Regions from separate parts of the Homo sapiens genome. Here region 2 is linked to region 1. A link is a loop called in an ENCODE intact Hi-C map of the cell type or tissue named here. Cell type or tissue: A673. All regions are shown on one strand.

Evidence for each region. Peaks named below come from ENCODE experiments on the same cell type or tissue, not always from the same donor. Only the 100,000 strongest peaks of a DNase experiment are listed, where the experiment ranks them.
Region 2: it touches region 1 in a loop (3.0-fold over the local background); 3 of 110 quality-filtered maps call a loop at or near these places.

The regions. Positions count from the first base shown.
Region 1 is chr7:42,231,191-42,233,690 of GRCh38, reverse strand. The region is part of intron 1 of GLI3 (GLI family zinc finger 3); the gene reads left to right. Among named protein-coding and RNA genes, the nearest start is that of GLI3, 4.8 kb to the left of the region's middle. In A673, no CTCF peak of the experiment used is centred here; DNase peaks (open chromatin) are centred at 350 and 1,180; H3K4me3 peaks cover 2,059 bases; H3K27ac peaks cover 2,500 bases.
Region 2 is chr7:42,143,256-42,145,755 of GRCh38, reverse strand. The region is part of intron 3 of GLI3 (GLI family zinc finger 3); the gene reads left to right. Among named protein-coding and RNA genes, the nearest start is that of GLI3, 93 kb to the left of the region's middle. In A673, no CTCF peak of the experiment used is centred here; DNase peaks (open chromatin) are centred at 965 and 1,335; H3K4me3 peaks cover 1,398 bases; H3K27ac peaks cover 2,298 bases.

The sequences.
Region 1 (2,500 bases):
TTTTCAAGTATTTTCAGTGTATTTTTCATCTTTACTTTTATTTGATGGGCCTGTGAAATAGAGCTGTAGACTGGCGAAGACTTTAAATGAAATTTCACACTTTGATGATTTTTTTTAAACTTTGATATATTGACAGCAAAAGGAGCTGCAAAGCTTTTATATAACTTGAGCAGTAACGCCAAGCAGCAGTCAAACGTCTCTATGCATTTGTGTTTAACTGCAGAAGAAAAACATGTCCATGGGCAGTGGAGGTTCTTATCAACCCCCTAATCCCAGATCCCAGCAAACCTTGAGGGCATGCCTCAGATCTTGCTGAAATCACTGTAGACTCTCACAGTTTGCAGATTAAATATGCTATGTGTTCCTGGCTCCAGCAACAGTTTTATGAGCTCACTAAGCTTCCTGTTTTAAGATCCTTTTCTTAAGTTTTTAGGAGCTGCTAAAGGCAATGCTGTCTGGAGTAAGTGGTACTTGTTAATTTAGAGCCACTTTAGATATTTCATTCTCTTTTTTAAAAATTGCCATAATTATTATTTTTAAATTGAAAGGCCAGTCACTCCAGGGAGAGGGAGGAGAGCTGTTTGAAAGAAATTGAATGTTAAATGTGTTTGGAAGTACATTTGATCGCAAACTTTACATGGTGTCTCAATTGTTTTATGGCACTTTTCTTTTGCCTGGCCCCTGAAAATGAGAGACTTTTTCCACTTGTAATTCTAAATGCGCTATATTTGAGTGCCAAATTTCTTCACTACTCATTACCTCTGTGAGTGTCTTTTGGTTTTTTTAAATGTGAAAGTGTTTTTTGTTCTGTGTGTATATATTTCAACCCGACAAAATGTCTCAGAAAATCTATGGCCTTCTAAAGAAGCTGAATGAAAAAGCCATTACATAGTTAATAAGGTGGCTTTGGAACATTTCAGCCCCCTCCTGAAAGGCAATATTGTGTTGAGCTCCACATCTGCATCTGTGGTATCTATAGTTGTACTCTCATATATGGCACTTCTGCATTTTGCATAGGAGTCATAATTAAAAAAGAAAATACTTACATCATTGTCCAACAACATGTCATATAATTCCCAAGAGAACGCTAGCCAGTTTTGTGCTTAAAGGTTATTCAATGAATGAAATTGTGAAAGCCCATTTGTCAAAGTACTGCATGGTTTCTGTTAGTGTTCAAGCCCCAAATTCATTGTCTGCCCGGGCCCAGCCATTAGTCATCAGTGTATTAGTGCTGCCTTCAGGCCATGCTGCCCAGCACTTCTTCACACCATTATAGCTTTGAAAGTGTACTCTGTCGACTTGTAGAATTACTGCTCTGATTTCCGCTTGACTGGGTTTGAGGTAAGTCCCCTCCCTACCTTCTAGCTGACTGTAATCCTTGCTTTCTTTTAAAGCTCCTTTCCAGAGATTTAGGGGAAAACTTTCTTAAGGGCCGTGTTGGCATCATACTGTGGTTTTGTTGTGGCATGCACTGTACATATAAATTGTACCTGCAGTAAATTGGATTGACTGCTGGCCTGAAACAGCTAGAGGGGCTTTTCTTTTCTTTTTTAAGAGGGGAGGGGGCTAGGTGGTGGGGGAGGGTGGCACAGGAGTACATTTTGACCACAAGCATTTGATTGTGTACTTCTATAATTCTTATGCCACAAAATTAAATTAATTAAGTAATGGGGGATAAGTGCACTTTTACTTAAATCTTTATTGGAGTAACTTCAGAAGGTAGTGTGACATTATATTGCTTATTTTCATGTGGAAATTTTTAACTTTTGCTACTTTAACTTTTTTTTTTTTTTGAAGATTGCATGAAATGCCTAGGAAGGCTCCAGAGTGCTTTACATTACAAACTATTGATTTGTACAAAGAGAGACTGAAAACTCACCATTTAGATGAAAGATAAGTTTCAAATTGCAGTAATGAAGGACTGAGATAGTTAAGCCCTATTATTGATTTCATTTTGTGATATTTTTAAAAAGAATGATTCAGTCTGAAGAAAGTTAGCAGTGTGTAGAGAAATTTCATCCAGCAGCTTAAGATTGAAGCCTTAATGACTCTGATGTATGGAAACCTGGAATCCAGTGGCCAGACGTGTGGAGCAGGCCATGCCACTTCAGGACAGTGTCTGCTGTTTGAACTGTGGATACTACAATGAAATTCCATATCAGAGAGTTTCATTGAGAGGGTGTGTAGTTTGGTGTAGGTTACACTGGCAGTTTTGTACATGCAAGGCAGAAAAATAAGACAGCTAAAGAATTCTGTCTGTGAACAAGCAAAGTTTATAGGGTAAGTGGACCATGGGGTAATTTTTACTGGATAATCCTTAATTATAAATGCTTAAATTCTGAAAGTATTGCTTTTAAATCTGCAATTAAGAATCAAGGATCAAAAGTTTAAAAGTTGGGAGGATAAAATATGGTAAGTAGTACTTCACAAAAAAATGTTAAATACCTTTGGGATAGCTGTAGATGATTTTAACATGCAACAGGTTATTGGTCTAATATTT
Region 2 (2,500 bases), 88 kb after region 1:
TTTTTCCTTCTCTTCTACATCATCATCCTCCTCCTCCTCATCATCATCAATATGTGATAAGTTGACTCTCTAAGTCATGTTTGTGAGGGTTGCACTTGTATTTGATTCAGTGTAGACTGTTTTTTTTTTTTTTCTTTCTTTCTTGCCAGACCTGGTCACCTGCTTGCCTGAGACCAGTTTCTTCTATAACACAGATTAAGAATTGAGCAAACTGCAAACCTGTAACTGTGGTGTCGTTAGAGCTGTGCACTGTGGCCTTCTGAACATAATCTTTTCTCAGTCAACCTCAGTAGATCGACTATAACTTTTTTCTGTTTTGTAAGTGAAGAAATTGTAAAGATTTTAAATGAGTTTGAGAAGTGTTAACATTTTAAATTCTTAGCAGAAAGTGTTTTATGTAACAAATGCAAACTTTAATACATGCAGGAACATAAAAGATATAGTATTATTTATTCATATTGAATATTTAAAGACATCCTAAACTAAGCCTCAGCATCATATGGGATATGACTTTACTTTTTCTTTAGAACTCTGTTGGATTACTTAATCTCCTGCCAGTATCACAAGTATTTTTTGAGATACTTTATAATAAAATCTATCTGCTCACATGGATTTAATTATCCAGGCAAAGCTAATGATTGATGTGAATTGAAGGTGATAAATTTTCCATGAATTTTTTAGTGTATGAAGAAATGCCCTCTTTTTAAAATGAGACATACAGTTTTGGTCACATTTGTTTATCTTGTGGGCATAGCTTGTCTCAGTCGTGGGCCCTGTCAACAATACAAGCGCATTGCAGACCTTCAGTAGCTCAAGTTCAGAAACATCTTTTTAGGCCAGTCCCCTTGCCCTTGAGTTATTTGCTAGCTCTGCTGAGCCGGTCAAAAGAAAAGACTCCTCTAATCCAGTGGGCTGGCCATGTGAACACTCACAGCAATTCCTTCATTTCTCTGTGGTTGGAAATTGTAGACTCTCCAAGATGCCTAATTTGTGTTTCTATATATATGAACTTTGTATTTCTAAAGTGTGGGCAGGCTTCCTGTAAGACCGGAAAAGGGAAAACCATTTTTGTTTTTTTTTCCCCTTCAGAAGGACATCTGTAAAATTTTTATTGCACAAGATTTTATTATATTTGGGTATGCAATGTTGCATCTTCAGAAATTGTAGTTAGGCAAAAATCAAAGTATTTTAGGTTTTGTGGCTTAAAAAAAAAAGAAAAAAGAAAACTCAGGGACAGCGGGCACTTCAAACATTCACAGCATATGTTTAGAATAAAATCTCCCGGGGGGATACGGGGGTATTCTCTCATGAAGGGTCGCAGTGGACGGGCTGTATATCAAGGCGCAAAAGTAGACGTTTTAGATGCATGACTCAGACATGGCGTGGTGTTGACAGGCTTTCAGCTACAGGATCACTGGCGCTTTATAATTTGGGGGAGCGTGGTAGGGGTTAGATTGGAGGACCTGATCTTGTATCAGAGTCAGGGTAAGAAGCCCCATCCTCTGCCCAAAGATTCCTCAGCAATTTTCTTCTGCCCATGCTCTGTCTGTAGCCAGGTATTTCTAACCGCCATCTCTCCCTGCTTTCATTGACTGCCATGCATTTATCTTCTATAAACTTTCAAAGGCAGGTGACATAATAGTTAAAGCATTCCTGTACCCTGGCCGACACTTAACTTTTATTCGCTTCCCTTTTACAGAAAACATGTGTTGCATTGTCTTCTGTCTTACTGTCAAGAGTCTAGTTTTTAAACTCTTCCTGCAGGGATCTTTGTGCAAAGTTTCTCGGATTCACTAGTCATGTCATATTATAGGGTCTCTGCTGGCTTTGGTAAAGGGAGCAGAAAGATGCCTGCTTTTTAAAAAATTTCAGGTCTCCTTTACAGTTTTATAGTTGTGTGAAGGCTGCTTTTCTTCTGCCCCCAACTGCTCCTAAGCAGTAGTTCTTCATGGAAAATATGATTCATTCTTCCATGCAAATGCTTTGATTGAAAACATACCACTGGTATTCTTCCTATGTTCCCCAGCTCAGATGACAGAACTATTGGTTGCTAATTAGCAAAACCTGAGGAATTAGCTTAAAGAAAAAACCCTGAATTTTTAATTGGCTTGCATTTATTTTCTGTGGAAGGCTGTTGTGCTAAGCCCACTTGCATTCTTGTGTGCTAAAAAACTGCATAGATTTTTTTTCTACCTGTCTGTCTTTATATTAGGTGACTTTCCACATCCCTTTAGAAATACATCTTCTGAGTGAATGGAAGAGAGGATGTATATTTTACATATTTAATAGGTACACTTGCTCATACTTCTCTCTCTTACTATCCAAGTGTCATCTTGAGACTGTGAGAGACAAAAATGCCTAAGAGGCATAAATGAACAGTTTTGTCTTGACCAAACTGCAAAGGCAGTGACAGTTCCCTGAGCTCTTAGTTCTCTTCTCATCCAGACTGTCTTTTACATCTTTGGAGAACAGTTGATGAGCCAATCAGAAATGCTTTGTT